Linked DNA regions of Homo sapiens: region 2 is linked to region 1. A link is a loop called in an ENCODE intact Hi-C map of the cell type or tissue named here. Cell type or tissue: endothelial cell of umbilical vein. All regions are shown on one strand. Links, peaks and the distances in the headings refer to the core of each region. The heading gives the core; the rest is flanking DNA.

The links. Hi-C counts contacts between places; a loop is a spot of excess contacts. Peaks named below come from ENCODE experiments on the same cell type or tissue, not always from the same donor. Only the 100,000 strongest peaks of a DNase experiment are listed, where the experiment ranks them.
Region 2: a loop joins it to region 1, with 4 times the contacts of the local background. A loop is called at or near these places in 5 of 110 quality-filtered maps.

What each region holds. Positions count from the first base shown.
Region 1 is chr9:4,297,637-4,304,308 of GRCh38, forward strand. GLIS3 (GLIS family zinc finger 3) reads right to left here and starts at 2,432. Exons shown (of 11, transcript NM_001042413.2): 1 at 1,785-2,432. It overlaps GLIS3-AS2 (GLIS3 antisense RNA 2), which reads left to right and starts at 1,665. Exons shown (of 4, transcript NR_186824.1): 1 at 1,665-1,787. In endothelial cell of umbilical vein, for the core only: no CTCF peak of the experiment used is centred there; DNase peaks (open chromatin) are centred at 225, 2,045, 2,475, 4,705 and 2 weaker places; H3K4me3 peaks cover 2,439 bases; H3K27ac peaks cover 2,031 bases.
Region 2 is chr9:3,475,634-3,482,294 of GRCh38, forward strand. All of the region lies in intron 1 of RFX3 (regulatory factor X3), which reads right to left. Among named protein-coding and RNA genes, the nearest start is that of RFX3, 47 kb to the right of the region's middle. RefSeq lists enhancers at 1-118, 2,638-3,837, 2,860-2,909. In endothelial cell of umbilical vein, for the core only: no CTCF peak of the experiment used is centred there; a DNase peak (open chromatin) is centred at 3,128; H3K27ac peaks cover 2,528 bases.

The DNA of each region.
Region 1 (6,672 bases), core at 81-5,080:
TCTACGGACCCTACTCCCTGTGATTCCGGAAGCACCTCCCTACCCCTTCCCCAGGTTTACATGCTCCAGAGATGAGGGCCAAGCGGATACCGGGGCAAACTAGCGTGGGGCTCAAGGAGGCACACAGAGCAGTGGTCTCAGTCCTCGAGACCACTCCTGCCAAGAGGAGGGCTGGAGAAGTCGGGAGAGGTGCCGGGAGCGGGGGAGAGGCGCGTAGGACAAGGCAGGAGGAGGGCGGCCCTTATCGGTTCCCTATAGGACTGGCTTCGCTGCCGGGGTCGGAGATTCCTCGGCGCGGAGCTAGGGGCGGGTCCGGAGGCGGAGGCGACAGCGCCCGGCGGGGTACGCGCGGCTGCGACCCCGTCACTCCCCCGCCGCCTCCGCCCCTAACCCTCGGCCCCGTGCGCGAGCGAGCGAGGGAGCGAACGCAGCGCAACAAAACAAACTAGTGCCGGCTTCCTGTTGTGCAACTCGCTCCTGAGTGAGTCGGGGGCCGAAAGGGTGCTGCGGCTGGGAAGCCCGGGCGCCGGGGACCTGCGCGCGCTGCCCGGCCTGGCCGGAGCCTGTAGCCCGGGGGCGCCACGGCCGGGCTCGCAGTCCCCCCACGCCGGCCCCCCGGTCCCCGCCGAGCCAGTGTCCTCACCCTGTGGTTTCCTTTCGCTTCTCGCCTCCCAAACACCTCCAGCAAGTCGGAGGGCGCGAACGCGGAGCCAGAAACCCTTCCCCAAAGTTTCTCCCGCCAGGTACCTAATTGAATCATCCATAGGATGACAAATCAGCCAGGGCCAAGATTTCCAGACACTTGAGTGACTTCCCGGTCCCCGAGGTGACTTGTCAGCTCCAGTGAGTAACTTGGAACTGTCGCTCGGGGCAAGGTGTGTGTCTAGGAGAGAGCCGGCGGCTCACTCACGCTTTCCAGAGAGCGACCCGGGCCGACTTCAAAATACACACAGGGTCATTTATAGGGACTGGAGCCGCGCGCAGGACAACGTCTCCGAGACTGAGACATTTTCCAAACAGTGCTGACATTTTGTCGGGCCCCATAAAAAATGTAAACGCGAGGTGACGAACCCGGCGGGGAGGGTTCGTGTCTGGCTGTGTCTGCGTCCTGGCGGCGTGGGAGGTTATAGTTCCAGACCTGGCGGCTGCGGATCGCCGGGCCGGTACCCGCGAGGAGTGTAGGTACCCTCAGCCCGACCACCTCCCGCAATCATGGGGACACCGGCTTGGATGAGACACAGGCGTGGAAAACAGCCTTCGTGAAACTCCACAAACACGTGGAACTTGAAAAGACAACTACAGCCCCGCGTGTGCGCGAGAGACCTCACGTCACCCCATCAGTTCCCACTTCGCCAAAGTTTCCCTTCAGTGGGGACTCCAGAGTGGTGCGCCCCATGCCCGTGCGTCCTGTAACGTGCCCTGATTGTGTACCCCTCTGCCCGCTCTACTTGAAATGAAAACACAAAAACTGTTCCGAATTAGCGCAACTTTAAAGCCCCGTTATCTGTCTTCTACACTGGGCGCTCTTAGGCCACTGACAGAAACATGGTTTGAACCCTAATTGTTGCTATCAGTCTCAGTCAGCGCAGGTCTCTCAGTGACCTGTGACGCCGGGAGTTGAGGTGCGCGTATCCTTAAACCCGCGCGAACGCCACCGGCTCAGCGTAGAAAACTATTTGTAATCCCTAGTTTGCGTCTCTGAGCTTTAACTCCCCCACACTCTCAAGCGCCCGGTTTCTCCTCGTCTCTCGCCTGCGAGCAAAGTTCCTATGGCATCCACTTACCAGGTAACCGGGATTTCCACAACAAAGCCCGGCGTGCGGGTCCCTTCCCCCGGCCGGCCAGCGCGAGTGACAGCGGGCGGCCGGCGCTGGCGAGGAGTAACTTGGGGCTCCAGCCCTTCAGAGCGCTCCGCGGGCTGTGCCTCCTTCGGAAATGAAAACCCCCATCCAAACGGGGGGACGGAGCGCGGAAACCCGGCCCAAGTGCCGTGTGTGCGCGCGCGTCTGCGAGGGCAGCGGCGGCAGGGGGAGGAGGAGGCAGAGGCGGGGTGGCTGGACCCTCGGCATCAGCTCATTCTCCCCTGCTACACACATACACACACAAATAATGTTTCTAAAAAGTTCAGTTGCGACTTTGTGCCTCGCCTGTCCTGTTCATCCTCGTCCTGGGCCGGGGAATGCTTCTGGGGGCCGACCCCGGGATGCTGGCTAATTGCTGCCGGCGGGTTCCGTCGCCGGTGTGACCCTGGACGGCGCGGACGGCGTACAGGGGGTCCCGGGAGGGGCAGTGGCCGCGGCACTCGCCGCCGGTGCCCGTGCGCGCCGCGCTCTGGGCTGCCCGGGCGGCGCAGTGTGGACGCGGCTGCAGGGAGAGGGGAAGGGGGAAGAGGGAGGGAGGAAGGCAGCCGGGCGAGGAGTGTGGATGTGTGTGCGGCCGCGAGGGCCGGCCTGTAGCCAGCTGCTTCCTGAGTGTGAGCGCCGGAGGGGGAGGGGGAAGAGTGGGGGCGGGCTCGCGGGTCACTAGGCTGGCCAATTCGAAGGCCGAGCTTGTGTCTCCCTCTTGACGCATTCACACACACACACACACACACACACACACACACACACACTCCCCGTGCGCCAGAAGTCGAGGAACTCCAGAACAGGGTAACAGCAGGGAGACACTTCGCCTTCTTCCTGGCCTTATTTGTTAAACTGACTTATTTTAACATGAAAAAGTGTTAGTGTTTAGACAGGATTTGATGTCAGGTCATAAAAAAATAAACAAACAACCAAAAAAATCCGGTAGTAATACGGAGAGAATAACACAGTGAAAAATGGCAAAAGGGTTGCTTTGAAATATCGGATCGGATGCACATGACAGCTTCGAAACTGGATAGGTGAAGCACTAAGGAAGGCTTTGGCATCCTTTCCAAGTATAGGCAGGGAAGAGAGGAAGGTGATGGAAGTGTTAGAAGGGTATAAAATTCTGAACACAGGCTGTTAAGAATGGAGGTATATTCCCTGCGTATGTTACGTCTATAAAGTGGCACTTTATCCTTATGAATTCAACATCCTCAGCCTCATACCCCACCTAAGCTCTGACTCGCCACCGCTTCTGCTTGTGTTGACCAGAGCCCTCAAAAGGTTGTTACAAGAAAGTCTGCTCCTAGTAGTTCATCACATGTATTGCCACAGATGCAAGGACTTCCATCTTGGGAATCTAGGTATGTAATGCACACAATATCCTCCAGGTAGGCCTTTCTGCAGTTGACAGTATTATTCACCATCATGAATGAAATGAGTGAGGATGCCACCAGACACTTAGAATTTCACAAGTCCTTATATTCTATTCTACTGTTACCACTCCAATATAAATTAGCAATCAGGTAGTAGATGCTTTGATCAAGACAGAAGTCCTCAAGGACACAAATGACTTACCCCAGAAAGCCAAAACTAAAAGACTATTGGCAGTTTTCATTTATCTAATTTCAGTGGGAATACTACTAGGCTTGGTCTGTATCCATGATATTAACATAACCAAAAGAAGCCTGGTTTCCACAGTACTTTTTCTTTTCTTTTCCTTCACCTTGGGACACAAACTCATCAGAATATTTGTCAGCAGAAGTAGGGGATGAAAAATAGTAAGAGGTCAGGATATGTCATTCTGTCAGTTTTCCAGTTTCTCTCTGTTCATCTCTTTTAAATACAAGTATTCAAGCCCAAGATGGCAATAGATGGGCTCAACCACACGTAAGAAAAGAAAATACTCATAAAATGAAGCATGCAGCAACATCACAAAAACAAAGAAACCAAGTGGTGGAAATTGCCATGACTATTCCATTGTGGCTAGTTATTGCAACATGCCTGACATTCACATAAAAACTCTTCCTCATTAACTCCAGCCTTAAGGAACAGAGCAAGATGGCAACACTAACCCTTCAATGCATCATGGGAACTTCTGTTCATCAGATTCTTGTGCTGTACAACTGCTTCCCAGGAGCAAGACAAGCCTGGGTGGAGACTGCAAAAAACCTTTCCAATGTCCCTCAAATATCATTTTAAATACAATGGTTTTGATGCATAGAATGGTATCCTAGGGGCTTGCAGAAGCTTCTAAAACTTCCCAAATGATGGGAACAGCTTAGCTGGAAGAGAAAAAAATATAGTGCTACACCCAACTTTAATCAATAGCTCATGGAAAAAAACACTGGGAAAGTTAGGAGTCATCAACCTGGAGATCCCCAAAATCTCTTCATTTATAAGAGCCCAAGAGTGGGAATGTCATTTTATTTAGGTGTGATTTTCATGAACCTCTAACATTCCTAAAATATTTACCACTGAAGAGGTATAGTGCTTTGGTTGAATTTTTTTCTTTTTTTTTTTTTCTGGCCAAGAATGTAGATCTGCAATGTTCTTATATTCCATGGGTTATAGTAAAAATGCAGTTGTTCTTGTACCAGTACAACCCTGGAATGACTCAGAATGAGATCTGTACCTCTTCTGGGCTGAATTGGTCAGCAGGGGTGAGGGAGGGTGGTAATGAGAGACAGTGAGAAAGGAAATCATGTAGTTCCAAAATGATACTCTCCCTTACCCATGAGCTCTCCATCGTGCTTAGGAATCATACTCTGGCAGCCCTTCAGCCAGATAGGTGGGAACTGCAGCCCAGTCAGTATCTTCCCTCTCTAGAGACCAGTGTTGTATGTGCCTCAACCGCTGACTCAGGGCAGCTGACTCAGCAGACAGGCCCCTGCTGCCAGCTCCAGTCCAGTTCTCATTCATCAGAGAAATATTCAGTGAGTACACACTCTGTCCAAGTATTGGGACTAAAGGAATTAACACTTGTAGGCATTGTATATGGGAGGATATTACAGAAAACTTTTTGCCCAGTGTCTTAGTTGTAGCAAACCCTCAAGAAATGGGGACTCTTTGCATATATTACCTCATCTAATTCTCAAATCAAATGTATGATGTGGCTATGAATAATCTCCTACTTAGAAGCAAAGAAGTTGAAGCTCAGTAAACAGTTAAAGAGAGTCAGAGACAGAGCCAAGTATGCCAGTTTAGAAGCCCCAAGTTCAATCAACATTACTGTACTACAGAATAATTGTGCATGCTCTTTGAATGTGTATAAAACATATTGCAGGTGTATAAAGTGCAAAGCATCTTGTGGTCAGTGTTAGATGAGCACAATGAAGTTTGTAGGGAGTGTGGAGGAGGCAGGAATAATTTCCTGCAATGTGACATGGAGTAGCTTGGCTGTTTGAGCTGGACTTCAAAGAATGAGTAGAGAAGTGATAAGCAAAGGAGACCATTTCAAGTATAGGAATCAGCATCAAAAGGGGCACAGAAGGCATAAGTCCTGCATAGCAAGCAGCTCACTCAAAGCTAGAGTACAAAATAGGAACATCCACTGTCTCACAGCAATGAAACTCTCCCGAAGGAACATCCTGACAGCAAAACTTCAGAACTGCTATTTGAGTCACCCTGAGTGCTCTGACAGTAAACCACTTACAAACTTGCAAAGAACTATGATCAGATTCCTCCTCCCACAAAGTGTCCGTGAAAAGAAACAAATTTGAACCCCAAAATACAGATAAGTTGAGCTAATAGCACCAGTGATAGTATGCCTAGCTATTAAAACACAGACACACACACACACACACACACGAGCTGGCAACAGTCCAGTTACGTAGAAATGCAGTGGAAAAAGTTAGTGTTTGCCAACTTTAAGGGGGGAACTAAATGTGTAAAATGGAAAATTTCCATTTTACTTTCCTGAGTAGTACAAATAGTGGAATGCAGCAAATTTCACATTATGTTATCAGTGTGTGATATACTAAGAAAACTTAAGCTGATTTTTCTACTAATTTGTCACAAGTATGTTCAGCCCAAACTCTTCGGCTCACATACATGTCAGTGATGTAATTTTTTAAAAAATTCTTATTTACACATATCGCATTCACAACATCATACCTCTTTTCCTTTCTAAAGTCAAAACTGTAAATCAGAGTCTAAAATGTGTCAGACCAAATGCAACTGACCAAAATTTCAAATATTTCACTCCATACAATATCTCTCAATCTTGTCTAATTGGTGAAATGTTTCTTCCTTTTTTATACAAACCAAGCTGAGATGTATCTAAAATTCAGAGAAAGGTTGATGATGTATTCCTTGACATATTACTTAGGTATATCTACAAAGAGCTTACCATAACAAACATAAATTCATAGATAAATACAATATTCCGCAGGCAGCCAGTTATTCTTTCACCATTTAACATCTATACTGGCCAACTATATGTGATGTTGTAAAATTAATTATCTAATCACAATGCCATCTTATCTATAACTACCTTCTATAAATGCCTCTTAATGACCATAACTTACTTTTCTTCATATGCCTTTCATGGCCTAGCAATAGTACTGGGCACTAGTAAGTAACTAATGCTAATCTGATAAATGGATTAATTAATGAGAGAATGAAAGAATGGTTTCTTCACCTTCAGAGATGATAAATGACACAACTCATTGTTATGTATGTGTATAATCATTTCAGTGTTCCAAAAGAGACTAACAGATGCTCTTTGAATGTGTGCAAACCACACTGCAAGTATACAAAGTACAAGGCGTCTTGTTATCAATGTCAGATGAGCACAGTTAGTGTGTAGGGAGTGTGAAGGAGGCAG
Region 2 (6,661 bases), core at 11-5,010, 820 kb before region 1:
TCAGAGACTTTTAGTACTTTCACTAATTTTGCTACTGCTGCCTAAAAGGCAGAGCCAGGTGTACAGGATGGAACATGAAAGTGGACTAGGAGGGTGACCACTGAAGCACAGCATCACAGGGAGACAGTCAGGCCTCCAGATAACTGTGGGCAGGCTTGACTGATGTCAGGCCCTCCACAAGAGGTGGAGTAGAGTGTCTTCTCTAAACTCCCCTGGGGAAAGGGAGACTCCCCTTCCCAGTCTGCTAAGTAGTAGGTGTTTTCCCTTCGCACTGACGCTACCACTAGACCACAGTCTGCTTGGCAACAGGCATCTTCCCAGACGCTGGCGTTACCGCTAGACCAAGGAGCTCTCTGGTGGCCCTGTCCAGGCATGACAGACGGCTCACACTCTTGTCTTCTGGTCACTTCTCACTATGTCCCCTCAGCTCCTATCTCTGTATGGCCTAGTTTTTCCTAGGTTATGATTATAGAGCGAGTATTATTATAATATTGGCATAAAGAGTAATTGCTACAAATGATTAATGATACTCATATATAATATATATAATATATACATATAATTCATATGATATTCATATATAATCATGTCTATGTAGATCTAGTATAACTCTTGTTGTTTTATGTTCTTTATTACACTGGAACAACTCGTGCCCCTGGTCTCTTGCCTCGGCATCTGGATGGCTTGCTGCCCACAGAATATAATCATAAACATCATCTATAAGCTGAACTTATTAAGTGCCAAGAGAGGATCATCAAATATAGGGCACTGGAAGGTAGCTAGTTTATCAGCATTGATGCAAAGTTTAGTATTTATGGACTGCTTGAAAACAGGGGAAGAGATGAAGTAGCTCAGTGACAGCAATCACCATTAAGATGATGCCATTAAACCAAGTCAATTTTAGAAACTAGAGGCACAGACAAACAGCACCTTATCTCTGCCTTATAAGGTAGTGATGCATTCATGTTGTATTATAAATTCCAGAAGAGAACCATATCTGTAAAACTATGAAGGAATCCATCTTTTATGTATCATAAGCCCATCAATACAACTTTATAAGAATTGCTTTATTCAGTTGTGTTTTAAATAACTGGAGAAAAAAATGTTACAAACAAAAACGCATTTATTGGAATTGACAGGAAGAGGGAAGTTTTTGAAAGAAGGCCAAGAATATTAAAGCACCGGATATTAAGGTGTAAAGCAGTATTTAAAAGCTTGGGCTTTAGTGTTAAACAGACCACAGCTCAAATCCTAGCTCCACCACTTACTACTTAAATGACCTTGGGCAAGTCACTTTCTTTCTTAATTCAATTTTCCCCATCTATAAAATCTAGATAACACACCCTAGTGAGATATTGTAATGAGAAAATGATGTAATACATATATGTCACTAGCTCATAGTTATCATTCAAAATTTATGTAATAATTATTTTCAGTATAATTTTTGTTCTAATTTTTGTTTTACCTGAAACCAAAATTTTCATTACTTTTATAAACACTTCTCCAGACAGCAAAGTATAATTCCAATACAGAATCACAATTTATACTATACAAAAGACATGGATTTAGAGCCTATCCCTAACAAAAACTTCAATCTATTATTCAATCTATTTGTACATGTCTTTCATAATGCCTGTAGTTACCTTTAACCATTCCTCTTTATTTCTTCACACGGATTAAAATTTACCATTAAGTGTCCTTTCATTTCAACCTGAAAGACTCCCTTTAACATTTCTTAGAGTTCGTGAGAATCCTTTCAGTTTTTATCTATTTGGAAACGTCTTAATTTCACTTTCAGTTTTGAAGAAAAGTTTAGCTAAATAGAGAATTACTGGTTGACAGTCTTTTACTTTCAATGTTGAAAATGTCTTCTAGCCTCCAGGGTTTCTCGTAAGTCAGCTATTAAGCCTATTGAGGATTCCTTGTAACAAGTCATTTTTCTCCTGCTACTTTCAAGATTTTTCTTTAAATTCAACTATGATGGGTCTAGGTATGGATCACTTTGGGCTTATTCAACTTGGATTACAGTGAGCTTCTTGGATGTGTAGCACAGAGTAATATTTTTCAGCAAGTTTGGAAAGTTTTCTGCCATTTTTTTTTAAATATTCTTTCTGCCTCATTCTCATCTTCTGGGAATCCTATAATGTCCATGTTGGCACAACATTTAATGGAGTCACATAAGTCTTTTGAGACTCTGTTCATTTTTCTTTCTGATCCTCACATTGAACAATCTCTATTGACCTAACTTCGAGTTAAAAGATTCCTTCATTTGCCAATTTATATCTGTTGTTGAGCTCCTCTAGTGAATTTTTCATTTCAGTTATTATACTTTTAAGCTCCAGAACTTCCTTGTTTTTTAATAATTTCTATCTTTATTGATACTCTTTCTCTGGTGAAACACCATTCTGATGCTTCCCTTTAATTCTTTAGACATGGTTTCATTTAGTTCTTTGAATGTATTTGTAATAGCTAACTTAAAGACTACAAAGTCTAAAATCTAGGCTCCCACAGGGACTTTTTTTGTTCGTTTTTTATTATTTGTCTCTGTGTGTTTTATTTCCTGTTTCTTTGCATTTCTCAATTTTTGTTAAAACTGAACATTTTAGGTAATATATTTTAACAAATCTCATATCAGATTGCTCCACATTATTCCCCTAAATTTTTTAATCATCAGTGTGTTGTTTTTCTTGATGCTGATTCTTTAGTACTTTCATGAACGAATTTTACAGATCCTGTATTCCCCGTAGTGTGTGGCCACCGAGTTCTCTGCTAGAACTTTTTTTTTTTTTTTTTTTAGGATCTTGTTTTTATTTGTAAGCCTGGCTTCCAAGAAGTCATACCTGGACCAGTAAAATGTAGTAGTCAACCAATGATCATTTAAAAGATTTCCTTAAATGCTTTGCCTATATGTCTTCTACCTTTTGCCAAAGAAATCTTCATGAGAAGTCATACCTTCAAACTTCAGGAAGCTTACAAATAGCACTGATTTTCACTTCCTGCTTACACAGTGCCTCAAGATCAGTCAGAGGTGACATTCTCCTTTCCCAGGTCATTTCCGGGCATGTGTACAGACTTGCACATTGTACAGCCTTTTAAATACCCAGGAATATGCCAGAGCTTTCCAAAGTTCCCTATAGTTGGCTAGTTCTCCAGACTTTCCTTTTAAATTCCTGGCCAGATTCTTCCTTTGCCTCAACTGAAATCACAGCCTTAGGCAATTGACATTTTGCCAACAGTTTGCTATTGTTTCAGTAATGCCCTGGGGGTAAGCTTTTTCTTCCCCCAACTGAGCTGAGTTCAGAGTCAAATCAAATATCCAGCCACTCTCTCTGAAAAGAGTTTTCCCAGGGAGCTGCAAGTTGGGACAAAATATTAACTGTGCTCTGGGGATAGTGCCTTCAATGGGGCTCCAGAAGTGGTCAGCTCTCTCCATTGTCTGCAATACTGCCAGCTTTTAGCTACACCACTAAGCTGGAGAGAGAGATGAGAATAACCCCAAGTTAAAATATCGCAGACCCCACTGGTCTTCCCAAGATTCACTAGTTTTCTCTTGGACAGATGATTTTCAATTCATACTCCTGCTTAATTGCCAGAATTCTAAAATGGCTGATTTTCATTATTTTACCCATATTTTTGTTGTTGTATAGGCAGCACAAATTCACTGAGGCCCTCACTCCACCATTCTGGAAGTTGATCAAGTTCTGTAATATTCTGAATTTATAATTTTCAGGACAAAAAGATCTTAACCAAAAAAAACAAACCCTCACTTAGTTTGATTTTTTAAAAATATACTTAAAATTTTTAGATCACTGATTCTTATCTCTAATAGAAACTTATGAAAAAAATCTGTATTTCAGTACTTAAATGAGAGTGAAACAGATCTGTGAGACAGGAAAAAATAAACTGCATAAACAATTTATCACATCTTTCCTGTTAACTAATATGTGAATCATCAAAAACAAAGGTGATTACTGGTCTCAGAGCCACTCTCAGTCCTAAACGGCCTCTCAAATCTTTTGGGGACAACAGAAACAAGTAAAAGTGAGGAGGAAAGCCTAGTCCATCTTGTCTTACTTGGCTGACTGAGGCCAAAACCAACTATACTCTGATAGTAAGAAATTTTTTTAAAACCACAGAAAACTGGAAGTGGGAAATCGACAGAAAAGAAGAATCAGATACTTGACTTAGGAGGCAACCCTATCTCTTGAGATTTCTCTGAAGAGACTCAGAACAGAGATTGAGTTTACCTCAGATTCACCCAAGTATAGGCCAAAATCGCGGGCTTCTGGAAGAGAAAAGAGTTGTTCATTACTATTTCTCTTTTGTTAGCTGGTATTGGCAAGCCAAGGAAAGACCAAAACTGTCAAGGTAGGCCGAGAAAAGTAAACATCTTTTAGCAAGGCTTTTATTTTCAAGAATATTGTCGCATGTTTCTTTTGCTTTTCTTTTGTTGTGTAACAAACCACCCCAAAACTTACTGGCACAACAACCACCATTTTATTTGGTCATAATTCTGCAATCTGAGCAGGGCTCAACTAGGCAGTTCTTACAGTCATCTTGCTGGTGGTCATTCATACTACTGCTTTCAGCCAGCAGGTGAGAAATGAGATCAGCTAGGATACTAGCATGGCTAAGCATCTCTCTCCATGTAATCTCAGAAATTCTCCCTCTCCATGTGGCCTCTTTTCCACTGGGTCTCTCTAGGAGAACGGTCAGATTCTTACATGATGATCCTCTCTCTCGAAAACACAAAAGCATAAGTTGTCGGGCCTTTTTGCACCCAGACCTGGAAGAGCTTTAATCCCTTTGCATTCTCTTTGTTAAAACAAGCTACAGGCCCAACCCAAACTGAAAGGAAAGTGACTTCACACGAGCATGAATGCCATCAATGTAATAGACAACTAAAACATTCAGGCCAATGTTCAGATGACTGGAATGGACACAACCACAAGAAACTATAAAATGGCTAAAGCTTGAAGACTGAGCAATTATAGTCAGATTCTATTCTCTGTTCTTTCCCACAATGAGAGTCAATCTACGTTCACCAGGAATCTTAATTATAAGTGGAACCTGTTAATCACTTAAAAGCCATATGACCTTAGACAAGTCAATTAATCTCTCTAAGCTTCAGCTGCTGTATTGTAAAACAGGAAAAATTATACATGCCCTGCCTGTCTTAGAGGAACGCTGTAGAATAAATAAGAGCTTTGAAAGCTGTAAACTGCTATACAAATATAAGGAAATATTATTTAGCTGACAGGATGGTAAGTATAATCAACCTAGCTAGGCTCCATTCTCCTCCCTATTAATAAAATTATAACCATCATCAATTACCCTATATGCTAAATGACTACCACAGCAATATTATATATAATAGCAAGCTAAAATTACATTATGTTTTGTTACTATGAAGAATAATAACACTAACTACAATTTATTATTGTCCAATTATATGTCAGGTGCTGTTGGTTACTTTGGATAATCTATAACCCTTACAATAACTCAATACGGTAGGTATTATCCCTCATTTACAAATAAAGAAACTGACACTTGGCTACTTTAAGTAACCTGCCCATAGTTACACAGCCAGCAAATGAAAAATCCATTCTTAGCATCTAATGCCTAATAGGCACTTGATAAATATTTGTTGGATAAATTAAAGAACAAATAAAGCCAAGGCTATCTGGCTTTAATGCAACGTTGTTCAAATATATCAAAGGATTTCTCTCTCACAATCCTTATTTTTATATACAGCTATTAAAACTGTAATCATAGCAAACACATCTAACTAACATGAACAATTTAACCTTCCACATCAAGAAAATAGTTTCCCATCTGAAAAGTACATTTTTTAAAAAAAAAAATCTAATATTTAACCTATCTAATGAATTATTTTGAATTATAATGATCATGTTATAATGTGGGGACATCAACTGGAATAAAAAGCAAAAAAAAATTACATACAAAAATCACTAAAACAAAAAGAATCATATTTTTAAACTAAAAAAAAGGTGCATTATGGATCACAAATTTCCATATCCTATAATATGAAGAGATCTTGAAATTTAAGAAGAGGAAAAGAAACTGCCCAGCAGAAAAACAGATGGAAGATATAAATGGAAACTCAACAAAAGAAATATGAACAGCTAATGAATTCTTTGTATTTTTGTCATTAGTTATTGAAGAAATGCAAATTCAAATAGATTTATTCAACTATTCGATTGCCAAAATAAAAAAAATAAATAAAAAGACTGATTATATCCAGTGTCAGAGTAAACAAAGAAACAAAACATTAAAGCATTATTGCTGGGCATATGAAATGGTACAACCTTTCTAGAGAACACTCTGATAATTGATAAAAATATTCTAAATGTACCCAGCATTTACTCAGCAATTCCACACCTAGGAATTCATATAAAGAAAATAATTGGACAGCTACACAAAGATGCACATACATGCCAAAATACTGTATAGGATACCACCCAAATGTCTACGTAGAGAATTGTTTAAATACATGATACATACATACAATGCTAATAAAGATACAAAATTTTATTCATTACCATTAAAAGATGTTCAAAATATGAGTGTGAAAGTAAAAAAAAAATGGTATGACCCAATTTTCATAATAAACTTTGATTTGTAGGAGAAAAGAGCACAT